Linked DNA regions of Homo sapiens: region 1 is linked to region 2. Evidence: chromatin contacts called from ENCODE Hi-C or POLR2A ChIA-PET data. All regions are on one chromosome and are shown on one strand. Each heading gives the region's core, a stretch centred on a gene start or an enhancer-like site at or near the end of the contact. The rest is flanking DNA. Distances are from core to core; before and after follow the strand shown. Region 1 overlaps PRKCB (protein kinase C beta). Region 2 overlaps PRKCB (protein kinase C beta).

Region 1 (6,701 bases), core at 3,460-5,959, 86 kb before region 2:
TCTGGTAATTTCCAGTCGTGCAGCCTCGAGCAAGCTACTTGAGTTATATAAGCCTTGATTTTCTCACCTGTAAAATGGAGAGAAGAGCTGTCACATGGAGAGAAATGACAGTGCTGGAGCAGACACTTCAAGGCCAGACTGTCTGAGATTGACTCCCAACTCAATGACCTCCCAGCTGTGTGACTTTGGACAGGTTACCCAACCTCTCTGAGCTTCAGGGTCCTCATCTTTAAAATGGAAATAAGGCCAGGCGCGGCAGTTCACACCTGTAATCCCAGCATTTTGGGAGGCCAAGGCGGGCGGATCACTTGAGGCCAGGAGTTCGAGACCAGCCTGGCCAACATGGTAAAACCCCATCTCTTCTAAAAATACAAAAATTAGCTAGCTGGGCATGGTGGCGGGTGCCTGTAGTCCCAGCTACTTGGGAGGAAGTTGAGGCAGGAGAATTGCTCGAACCCAGGAGGTGGAGGTTGCAGTGAGCCGAGATCATGCCATTGCACTCCAGCCTGGGTGACAAGAGCAAGACTCTGTCTTAAATAAATAAATAAAAGGAAATAATAATCACACTAAATCCTCATAGGATTATGAGAATTTAATGGATTAATATTTGTAAAAGACTCAGCACAGTGCCTGGCACATCATATATACACTATGCAAGTGTTTGCTGAATATAATGAGCCTGCTTTCTAGATGTGTACAGATTAATGAAATCACAATGATGATGCTTAGCTTGGCACAGTGACTGGCATGTAGTATCCATATGACAAATGTTAGCTTAGAATAAAAATGACATCTGTGATCTTGGGCAAGTCACTGCCATGGTCTGGTCTCAGTTCCTCCTTCTGAAAACAAAGGGGTTAGGCTTGGTATTCCCCAGGGGGCCTTCGAGTTCTGGTGGAGGCTGTTCACAGAGTGAGCCCCACCTCTTCCTGTGCAGGCCGGGTTGTGCATTCATTGCTCAGGGTGTACAGTAGTTTCAGGGAATAGTCACATGGCAACGGATCACACCCACATTATAAATAAATCCTCCATCACCCACAAAACCACACCCATCTCCTCCCCTCCCCACCCCTCTCCCCCTGCAGTGCCGTAAGCCAACTAAGGGAAGTGGTCTGAGCACCCCTTTTTGCTAAGTGGGGGGTCCCGTAAATGCAAGATCACAACATAAGATTATTCAACTTGCAAAGCCGCTGCCAGCTTGGTTTCCAGGTGCAGCCCTGGATGCCCAGCTTCCTGACAGCACCCTCTGTCACAGAAGCTCTCAGCACACCCAAGTCTGCATTTCAGAAGAGCAGAAAGATCCTCTGTATAGAAGGACACGGTGAGTTTGTGAATTACAGAGGAGCCTCCCATTCCTGCAAAGGATGCTGCTGGAGCAAATGCCTGCCAGGTGGCCATCTGCACCGGGGACTCTGCACACAGCAAGTCCAGGCAGGCTCTGATCCTCATGACCGCTAGAAACAATGACCCTGAACCAGCAGGCCCGCATAGACAAGGGCCCTAACTGAGGAAGGTGAATTCTGTGCAGGCCAACTCTGATGTCTATACTTTTTTTTTTTTTTTGCAATTCCACATCTCACCTTTCATCTTTTACCAAGAACCTCACTAGGACGCCACTCTGCTGAACAGACAGGTATTGAAGAGCTATTATGTTCATGCAGCATCCTAGGTGTGGAGTGATCAAACAACGGATGCCAACCCCACCTTCAGGGATTTACAGATCCCAGCAGGGGGTAATAATTACTAGTGCAGTAACAGCTACCACATACAGCACTCACCATGTGCCAGGCACTGTTCCAAGCGCCTTACATATTATGAACTAATTTGATCCTCAACGACCATGTAAAACAGGTTTTTGACTATTCCTATTTTATAGGGGAGAAAACTGAGACACAGAGAAGTTAAGTAACTCGCCCAAGGTCACACAGCTAGTGATTCATTTTTATCCAGAATCTGGGTTCTTTGTCACCATGTAAGTAAATATTAGGTTGGTGCAGAAGTAACTGTGCTTTTGCCATTATTTTTAATTACTTTTAACTAATTACTATTGCACCATTATTTACAATAGCAAAAACCGCAATTACTTTTGCACCAACCTAATATTTAGATGTCCCTAAGATATGTGACAGCAAGAAGAGGTATGTGGTGTGCTGAGTACAAAATATTGGAAATGGGCCTGGTCAGGGAGGTCAGGAAGGGCTTCCCTGAGGAAGTGATGCTTGAGCTGCAGTCTAGAGGACCAGCGTGAGTTGACCAGGGCCCTTAACCCTGCATGCAACTGAGAGGTTCTGAATCAATCAGAGATTTGGACTTAGTTGGTCTGGAATGGGTGCAGACACTGCATTCAGTTAAAAAGCCCTGCAGAAGATTCTACAATGCAACTAGAATTGAGACCCACTGAACTCACAGGGAAGAAGAGAGAGAAGAGTATCTCAGCCAAGGGAGAAGTATGTGCAAATGCCTGGTGGCAGGATGAACAGAGGAGTGAACGAAGGTACTCAGAGTGGTCAAGCAAAGGCTGGAGGGACCCTGACGCCAGAGCACGCAGGGCCTCATGAGTAGGACAATCATATCCTGTATCTTCCAACAGGGACTCTTGTGAGGATGACAAGGGCACCAGCCTTGTGGTACGCTGACACAACAGAACAAACCAATTTGGTTTATAGGCAAGCTTGGCAGAGGAGGACGTATGTCCACCCTGCTTCGCAGCCACTTCAAAGAGTATTTACTTTGTCCCAAGAACAATGGGAAGCCATTGACATGTTTTCAACAAAGAGGATGACATGATCACATTTGGTTTTTAGAAAGGTGTGGAAAGGGTAGGCCAGTGAGACAGAGAGGAAGCAGGGAGACAGGACCAGAGGCTACTTGTCCAGAGAGGGTTAGTGGAGTTGAACAAGGGTCCTCTCAGTGAGGATGGGACATGGTGGCTAAGAGCAGGCTCTAGAGCCAAACTCAAATCCAGACTCTGCTTATTAGTTATGTGACCTGGCAAGTCAGTTCACTTCTCTGGGCCTCAGTTTCCTCCTCTATAAAATAGGTGTTAAAAAAGCATCTTTCTCATAGGGTGAGGATTAAATGAGTTAGCATATATCAATCACTTAGAACAGCACGTGGCATATGATAGGTGCTACATACATGTCAGCTATAATTATTTAGGAGGCACTATAGGATTTGGCCATGGAGAGAAAATGAGGGTGAAGGAATGTCTGGGAACACAGAGCAAGATGCCCCAAGAATTGATCACTGCTCAGTGGAATTTGGGAGATTCACAGTTAAGGAGTGAAAAGGATCAAAGACAGAAAGTTTCATGAGGAAAGGCTGAGATGCAGCATTAAGGAGTGAAGCCAGGACCTAAAGACCAACACTGAAGGCAAAGCAGGTTCAGGCCTCTGGGTCAAGCAAACATTTCTATGATATGCTAGGCACTGTTTTAACCTCTTTGCATAGGTTAACTTATTTAATACTCACCCTAAGAAGTAGTATATTATCATCTTCACCTTGTAAATGAAGAAACAGGAACAGAGAGGTCAAGTGACTTATTTAAAGTGCACAGCTAAGGTGGGACACAATGGTTCATGCCTGTAATCCCAGCACTTTGGGAGGCTAAGACCCATCCGGGCAACATAGCAAGACCCCATCTCTACAAAAAAATTTAAAATTAGCCAGGTGTGGTGGTGTATGCCTGTGGTCCTAACCACTCAGGAGGCTGAGGTGGGAGGATCACTTGATCCCAGGAATTGGAGGCTGCAGTGAGCTATGATTGCACCACTGAACTCTGGCCCCAACAACAGAGTGAGATCCTGTCTCAAACAAAACAAAATAAAACAAAACAAAACAATGAAAACAATGATACACAGCTAGTAGGTACCAGAGCCAAGATTGGAGCCCAGGCAGGCTAGTTCCAAAGTCCACACTCTTTATTAACTTGCAAGGCCACAAACCTGAGCCTATGCATTTCACTCTGCTCTCATCCACAAACTACCCCTGAAAGTATCAGAAGGAATTGTTTAAAAATGGGATAAAATCTATTTCAGCCCAGAAACCAGGGAAAGGTACCAAGCAAATGCCAGAAATGCTTTTCAATAGATAGAAACAGTGAGACTGGAATTGTGGGAAGGACGACCTGGCCCAGTCCTTCTTACCCTACCTCCAATTTAAAAAAAAATAGAGTGGTGGCTGGGCATGGTGGCTTATGCCTGAGTAGTCCCAGCACTTTGGGAGGCCAAGGTGGGAGGATTGCTTGAGCCCAAGAGTTTGAGACCAGCCTGGGCAACATGATGAAACCCCATCTCTACAAAAAAATTAAAAAATCAACCAGGCGTAGCGGCACATGCCTGTAGCCCCAGCTACTTGGGAGACTGAGGCAGGAGGATCACTTAAGCCTGGGAAGCAGAGGCTGCAGTGAGCCGTGATGGTACCATTGCACTCGTAGGCAACACAGTGAGACCTTGTATCAAAAAGAAAAAAAAAATCGAGTGGCAAGGTCTGACTGAGGGAGTAGGTAATTGACCAAATATAAGTGAAGGTGAGTCTAACAGGAGCCTATGAAGTCACTGGCAGCAGCAGGCACTTGAGCAATATTTAAAATGATGAATCTTCCTCCCAAAACCTGCAGGAGAAGCAAGTGGCTTCCAGGCTCACCTGCAGATCTCACTGGACACGAAGAGGGTGCTAAAGGACAGCAGGGGGCGCTATAGCCACTGACTCCTAACTAAGGATATGTCCCAGCCAATTTAGAGCTCAGACACCAAGAGAGAAAAAAGACTTCTGCATTCTTTTAAAGCTCCCTGCCTTGGACTATTGCACACTCTCTACTCTCCAAAGAAAGCCCATTTGACTAAATTTACATTTTCCCTTCTCCCCTCCGATGTGGGGTGGGGGAGACCTTCCACTGACAGTCCCCACCTACGAATGCAGAAGTTGTAAACCGGAGGTTCACAGAAGGAATCCAGTCCAAAAATGTGTTTAAAATACACCACAGTTGTAATTCTTGAATTCTCTGTCAAAATCTAAATTTAGGGGATTTCAGATTTCTCTGGAAAAAAATGGGAAAACTTAGACCTTCATCCTTTAAACAGCAGGAATTAGGAAACGGAGCTGAGTGCCGCTGCCCCTTTCAGATAGGGTGTTCAATGGGCCAATGGGACATGCCTGTGGTCACACACGTCACTCATTCACCCACCTGCCTGGCCCCTGCTGGCTCTGAAGCTGGACATCCTGATGAACAGGATGCTATGTGTCCTTTCAATATCATGTGGCCACACACACACACATATGAAAGAAACCAGCCAGACACAAGAGATGGTCTACTCTATAATTCTGTTTTTTGGTTTTTGTTTGAGATGGAGTCTTGCTCTGTTACCCAGGCTGGAGTGCAGTAGCATGATCTCGGCTCACCGCAACCTCAAGCGATTCTCCTGCCTCAGCCTCCTGAGTAGCTGGGATTACAGATACAAAAACCATCATGCCAGGCTAGTTTTTGTATTTTCAGCAGGGACGGGGTTCTGCCATGTTGGTCAGGCTGGTCTCAAACTCCTGACCTCAAGTGATCCCCCCTACCTCGGCCTCCCAAAGTGCTGGGATTACAGATGTGAGCCACCGGGCCCAGCCTAGTTTTGTTTTTTAAGTGCTCAAAAGCAGGCAAACTGTTTTCCATAGTATCTGCAACATTTTGTATTCCTGCCAACAGTGTACAAGGGTTCCAATCTCTCCATATCTTTGCTAACACTTGTCTTTTTTAAAAAAAAAAATAGGCCGGGCGTGGTGGCTCCCACCTGTAATCCCAGCACTCTGGGAGGCTGAGGCAGCAGAATCACTTGAACCCGGGAGGTGGAGGTTGCAGTGAGCCAGGATCACGCCATTGCACTCCAGCCTGGGCAACAGAGCAAGACTCCATCTCAAAAAAAAAAAAAAAATAGTCATCCTAACAAGTGTGAGATAATATCTCATTGTGGTTTTGATTTGCATTTGCCTAGTGATTAGTGATGTTTAGCTTTTTAAATTTTCATATGCCTTTTGGTCATTTGTATGTCTTCCTCGGACAACTGCCTATTCAAGTCCTTAGCCCGTGTGAAGGTTCCTCAAAACATTAAAAATAGAACTACCATATGATTCAGCACCCTCACCTCTGGGTATTTACCCAAAAGAATTGAAATTAACATCCTGAAGAAATGTTAGCAGTTCCATGTTCATTGCAGCACTCTTCACAACAGCTAAACGTGGAAGCAATCTAGGTGTCCACTGACGAACAAATGGATAAGGAAAATGTGTTTATGCATATGATGGAATATTTTTCAGCCCCCCAAAAAGAAGGAAGTTCTGCAATGAGACAACATAGATGAACCCTGAGGACATTATGGTAAATGAAAAACACTAGTCACAGGAAAACAAATACTAGATGATTCCACTTACGTAAAGTAACAAAAATAGTCAAATTGATAGAAAATCAGAGTGAAAGGGTGGTGGCTACAGCCTGGAAGAAGGGCAAAATGGGGAATTACTTACCAATGGGCATCAAGTTTCAGTCAAGCATGATGAATAAGCCCCAGAGATCTGCTGTCTCGTACTGCATCCATCATCAACAATGATGCATTTTACACTTAAAACTTTGTTAAGAGGATAGATTTCATGTTACGTGTTCTTTCCAAAATAAAATAAAATAGATCACTGGGGGTGGGGGGAAAAGCAGCCAAAGGATT
Region 2 (6,400 bases), core at 761-3,260:
AGGCTGGGGGGCAGTTGTGTGATCATAGCTCACTGCAGCCTTGAACTCCTGGGCTCAAGAGATCCTCCTGCCTCAGCCTCTCAAGAAACTGGGACCACAGGTACACAACACGATGCCTGGCTAATTTAATTTTTATAGAGCCGGAGTCTCACCAAGTTGCTCAGGCTGGTTTCAAACTCCTGGGCTCAAGTGATCTTCCTTCGTCAGCCTCCCAGTGTGCTAATATGACAGGCATGAGCCACCATGCCCAGTCTGAAATCATGTCTTTTGCAGCAACAGGATGGAACCCAAAGCCATTATCTTAAAAAAAAAAAACTCAGAAAGAGAAAGTCAAATAATGCATATTCTTAGTTATAAATGGGAACTATATAATACACATAGACACAGAGTATGGAATAATAGTCATTCTCCAATGGCTACTGAATGACTGTTGAGTAATAGTCATCCTTCTTGGAAGGGTTGGGTGGGGGAGTGAAGGATAAGAAATCACTTAATGAGTACAGGGTACCCTATCTGGGTGATGGACATACCAAAAGCACAGATTCTACCACTAAATAACATATCCATGTAACAAAATTGCACTTGTGCCTTCTCAATTTATACAAGTAAAAACTTTTTTTAAAAAATTTAAGAAGTCCTCATGTTTGGAAGAGAGACAGGATGACCTCAGACAGGGATGCTGGGTTTCGGCACTTCAAGGCTGACAAGACAATGTCAAGAATGGAGTCCTTGGATCCCCAGTCCCCTAGAAATGGGATGCAAGCTCTCTGTCCTTGGAAACGGCCAACCTTAAGAACACAGGCATCCTGGTTAACGAGAGGAGGGTCACGTCCAGGAAGAGAGTGATTATCATGGCCACAGATACCCAATGACCAGTCAGGTCTGAAAGAGCCCCAATGGGCAAGTCCTGCAGAATGAAAAGGGAGAGAGGAGTGATCCACTAAGATGTTATCAGGGCAGAGGATGGGGACCCCATTGTAGGGCACTCCAGGCAAAATTTTACAGGAAGAAATAGCCAAGAAGTGACAATGTCAATGCTTTCCTATTTTATGTTCTTTCCATCCCATTCTCTCTTTCCTCATCTCTCAACATTCTTCTAGTCATTGTGCTCCATTTTCCCTCCACTGAGGGGTCATATTGAGGTAAACTAGAAGGCAGTTAAATAACTATACCCCAGATGTGCCAATCAATGGTCAAATATTGACCTGGAAGACCTTACCTAATGAATTGAAATAGGGTCCTCCCACTTGGTCCCAGTCCGTAAATCATTTTACCCAGGTCCAGAATGAACCTATATAGCATTTACTCATTAAATGAGCAGACAACATGTGATTGGGTGGGTCTAAGGAGACTTTGCAGTTTTGTTGTTGTTGTTTATAATTGACAAGTAAAAATTGTATACATCTGTAGTGTACAACATGATGTTTTCCTACATGTATACATAGTGAAATGGCTAAATCAAGCTATTTAACATATGCATTTTTTCGTAGTGAGAACACTTAAAATCTACTCTCTTGGCAATTTTCAACTATGCAATATATTGGAATTAACTAGTCACCATGGTATACGTGGAGCCTTTGAATTTTAGGATCAGGATGTAGAGATATCTTAGTTTATTAGGAAGTAACTAAACAAAGATAAATATTAGAGGCTTGTGTTTGGGTATTGAAAAATTAATTAATATATGTGTCACAAGAGGAAACAGAAACTAGATGGTTAACAAGAAGAACACAGAAATAGAGAAGTTCAGTTGTGTGGTGGTCGCCAGATCAAATATTCTGATTCTCCCCTCCTCCCAAGTACACAGCAATATGATACTTGCCCAGCCGCTTTGAAGTTAGGCATGGCCATGCGTATTAGTCGGTTCTCACACTGCTATCTTGATACTACCCGAGACTGGGTAATTTCTAGAGGAAAGAGATTTAAATGACTCACAGTTCCGCATGGTTGGGGAGGCCTCAGGAAACTTACAATTATGACAGAAGGCGAAGGGGAAGCAAGCTTGGACCTTCTCACATGGCTACGGGAGAGAGAAGAGTGAGGAGTGAAGGGGGAGGAGCCCCTTATAAAACCATCAGCTCTTGTGAGAACTCACTCAGTATCATGAGAACAGCATGGGAGAAACTGCCCCTATGATCCATTCACCTCCCACCAGTTCTCTCCCTAGACACATGGGGATTATGGGGATTACAATTCAAGATGAGATTTGGGTGGGGACACAAAGTCTAATCATATCACAATGTGACTTGCTTTGGCCAGTGATACACGCTTGGCAGTGACAAGTGTTTATAGGGAGCGCTTCAAGGACCAATACGAGACTTGCCAATCATTTTCCTCCCTCAGTGATCATGGAAGCATGCTTCAAGTTGGTGTGCTTCTATTGGGTAGGTTACTTCTGTGACCACAATGAGCAATCCCTTCCCTTACATGTTCACCCGTGTCAAAACAGGTTGATTATGGTTGGGACCAGAAATAATGTCTGGAACTATGGAGATGCCAATATCATCTCAGTATTAGGAGAAACCCTGTCATTATTAGAGCTGCACAAACACACCATTTTGGGGGTAGCATGTTAGTAACTGAAGATTGGACAGTCACCAATGGCGTGCTATGAAGGGAATTCAAGCATTAGATGGTTCAGTGAGTATTCAATTAACCTTATTTTAATAACAATACCAAATATCCTTCTGGAGAACTATTCCTTTCCCACTCTTGGTCCACATAATTCAGGTAGTGTTAATTCCATCCGGAACTCCAAGAGTAGATAAGGGTGGTCAATCAGCACATTGCTTTTTCACTGGCCCTAGTAGCTAATTTAGAGCCTGTGAGATATAACAAGAGAAAGAGGTGCTCTTCTCTACATGGACTTGAACCTAGAGGAAATGTGAGTAGAGCTTCCATAGCCATCTCACCTTGATGAGGGGAGTCTCTTCCATCTGAGAAGGGAGCCAATACATAAGCAGAGATGGAATAAAGGAAACCATGTCCTGGAAACATAACAAACCCCTGGATCAGACAATACCTGAAGGCAGCTACCCTTGGACTTTTTGGTTTTATAAAGGCAATAAATTCCCTTCTGAATTAAGCTAGTTTGAATTTTCTGTCACCTGTCATAACCAAGATTCCTGCCTCATACAAAGGGTGGTTGAAATACATGAATTTTAAGGTTCTGTCCCAACCTGAAATTTTAAGATTCAAATAACAGCATTCACTAGCTAACTACATTTAGCATTAAAAGGTGTAGGTAGCTAGGAGGCAGGAAAAAAAGGTAACTCTAAAGAACAGACAGATCTATTAAGATTGGTCAAGGCTGCAAAAATCTAAACTATGTCTGTAACACTGGCTACCTAAATTAAATGCCCTCTGGATCTTAGCCACTGAGTGTGGCTCATGTGGACATTGGCCACCATTCTACCCATGAAGCCATAATTATAAATCAAACCACATTTCCTGATCCCTCAGTAAGGTGCAGCATTGTGTTATGCTGGCAGGAGCTACTGTGGCTAAGGCCCTGGAGGAAGGGTAGTTTGCTATTTTTCTTTTTGAAAATGTGTTGTCAAAGCAAAGGTGTCATTTAGAGAAAATGTAACTGAAGTTTCTGCAGAGATCATTCTGTAGTGACCAACACAGTCACTGTATATTTCAAAGTTGACATTTCCAAGATGTATCATAGCTCTTTCACATGCTATCATCACACAAAAAAACTAGGTAGCTCTGCTAAATAACATTTGCATATAGTCTTTAAAAATGCAAATAGAGTATAGATGAGAGGTTGCAGAGATCTAGCCTAGAGACATCTTTTTTTGGTCCATACCATGTCTTTAATAAAAAGAAAAACAAGAAATTTTGCATGAAATCCAGATTTCTGGCTTCTCTTGAAAAAGTAGAAGAGCTGGCAGCCCTAGGATCATATTCCAACAGAGGAAAAATTACTACTGGTGCCCCTTTAAACAAAACACCCACTATTCAATTCAACATGGGTTCCTGCCACCACCTCTGTTTTATACCCACCCACTTCACTCATTTAGGTCTCCTGCCTAATTTCTGTAGGATTTGAGTCTACAACTCTTTTACATTTACAAATTTGTCCACAGATAACTATTAAGACGTCATTTTTATCAGCCAATGTCCTTCTAAACATGCTGGAATTCAATGTTTTCATTATCATCCGATAGTGTTCTATGCACCATAACACCAAACATCTCAGTCAGTAATTACCCATGAACTTCCATGCCTTCAAGCCTTTGCTCTTACTGTTCCCCTGCCTGCTCTGCCCTTTCCCTAAGTCTTTGCTGTTGGAACCCAGCTGAGCCTATAAGATTCAACTCAAATGCCTTCTTCTTGTGAGGCCTGCCTTGATGCCCACCCAAGAATTAGGGTTCAGAATTAATGATCTATTTCCTGGCATTATTGTGATATGAGGGTATAGCATATCTTTTTTTATTTATTTTTTCTTTTTTTGACAGAGTCTTGCTGGAGTACAGTTGTGCAATTTTGGCTCACTGCAACCTCTGCCTCTCAGATTCAAGCAATTCTCCTGCCTCAGCCTCCCAAGTAGCTGGGATGACAGATGGGTGCCGCCACACCCAGCTAACTTTTGTATTTTTAGTAGAAACAGGGTTTTGCCATGTTGGTCAGGCTGATCTTGAACTCCTGGCCTCAAGTGATCTGCCCACCTGTAATCCCAAAGTGCTGGGATTACAGACGTGAGCCATCTTGCCTGGCCTAGCACATCTTTATCACACCTCAACCCTTATTTCTTCCCATTTTCTATAATAGTTTATAACGATCAGGCTGTCTCCTCACGAGACCGAAAGCTCTTCAAGGACAAGCACTAAGTCCCCAATACCTTAATGGCAACTTAATCACTTATAAGGTACCAGCACCTTACCTGTCTTTTCTCATTTAAACCCCACACAATCCCTATGAGGTGGGTCTTATTAATATTGCCATTTGAAAGATGAGGAAACTGAGACCTAGAGAGACTCAGAGCCCAAGAGTGGTTTTCTTAAGCCCTCTACTACTTGGGCACACATTCTTCATTACCCTGTGATATGGTTTGGCTGTGGCCCCACCCAAATCTCACTTTGAATTGTAATAATCCCTGCATGTCAAGGGTGGGGCTAGGTGGAAATAACTGAATCATGGGGGTGGTTTCCCCCATACTGTTCTCATGGTAGTGAATAAATCTCAGGTGATCTGACGGTTTCATAAATGGGAGTTCCCCTGCACATGCTGTCTCCTGCCTGCCACCATGTAAGACGTGACTTTGCCCCTCATTTGCCTTCTGCCATGATCGTGAGGCCTCCCCAGCCATGTGGAACTGTGAGTCCATTAAACCTCTTTCCTTTATAAATTACCTGGTCTCAGGTGTGTCTTTATTAGCAGCATGAGAACAGACTAACACACTCTGTATGTAGAAGGCAACAGAATGTGCTGGGTGGAGCCGAACACTTCTGTTAAATAACTTCCACCAATTTCTGCAGGACTCTTGAAGGGCTGTTCTTCCCCTTCCATCCCCTTCCCCTGGGCTCTGCCCCAGCCCTGAGCAGCCTGTCTCACCCACTCTTCTCCCCAAGAGTATGCAGAGAATGCCACTCTCTGCTCCCACACACCGCCTGACAGGAAAGCTGGGTAACCTTCCCTTATCACACCAGCCTTTCCAGGGGCTCTGCTTCCCTCTGAAATTACATTAAATTGTTCCATTAGTGTCAAAAAAGGAAGATGCATGATATTTTATGAATTTCCTTTTTTAAAGAAAGTTATCTTCAGAACTGTACTCCTGCTGACTGCTTCCAGAAAGTTGGAGGTTATTTGGGGGCAGAATTTATTTGCAGAAAAACCACAAAATCGGTTTAAATGCCAGAATTTATTCTAGTTGGCTTGCTTGAATCAATACAGATGTGATAATGCAAAATCATAGAAGTCAACTTGAATAGAATTTCTCCAAAGAAGACACATAAATGGCCAATAAGCACATGAAAAGATGCTCAGCATCACTCATTAGCAAAATGCAAATCAAAAACCACAATGAGATACCACCTCATACCCATTAAATGGCTACTATCAAAAAAAGAAAAAGAAAATAACATGTGCTGGTGAGGATGTGGAAAAATCCTTGTGCACTGTTGATGGGAATGCAAAATGGTGCAGCCACTATGAAAACAAGTATGGTGGTTCTCAACAAATTAAAAATAGAATTACCATTTAATCTAGCAATTCCACTTCTGGGTTCATAGCCAAAAGAATTGAAAACAGGGCCTTGAAGAGATATTTGTACACTCCTGTTCATAGCAGCATTATTCACAATAGCCAAAAGATGAGAGCAATCCAACTGTCCATTGACAAATGAATGGATAAAAAAGTGCAGTCTATAAAGCAATGAAATATTCAGCCTTTA

Evidence for each region. Hi-C counts contacts between places; a loop is a spot of excess contacts on that map. ChIA-PET counts read pairs that join two places held with the same protein, here RNA polymerase II (POLR2A). Pooled maps may share reads with other maps.
Region 1: a map with no recorded cell type shows a loop between it and region 2 (4-fold over the local background). The contact joins two enhancer-like sites. A Hi-C loop is called at or near these places in 1 of 168 maps with a recorded cell type or tissue (GM12878), 11 of 37 single-sample maps with no recorded cell type and 5 of 50 pooled maps. POLR2A ChIA-PET finds 5 or more read pairs at or near these places in 4 of 52 experiments (MCF 10A, activated B cell, activated T-cell and 1 more).

What each region holds. Positions count from the first base shown.
Region 1 is chr16:24,008,644-24,015,344 of GRCh38, reverse strand. The region is part of intron 3 of PRKCB (protein kinase C beta); the gene reads right to left. Among named protein-coding and RNA genes, the nearest start is that of PRKCB, 180 kb to the right of the region's middle. RefSeq lists enhancers at 595-664, 775-894 and a silencer at 4,590-4,639. Within about 2 kb of position 4,709, at least 6 of the 41 ENCODE cell types and tissues checked have a DNase peak (open chromatin) inside an H3K27ac peak, as active enhancers do; they include GM12878, where a contact is called at or near this core.
Region 2 is chr16:23,919,846-23,926,245 of GRCh38, reverse strand. The region is part of intron 2 of PRKCB (protein kinase C beta); the gene reads right to left. Among named protein-coding and RNA genes, the nearest start is that of PRKCB, 87 kb to the right of the region's middle. Within about 2 kb of position 2,010, at least 3 of the 41 ENCODE cell types and tissues checked have a DNase peak (open chromatin) inside an H3K27ac peak, as active enhancers do; they include GM12878, where a contact is called at or near this core.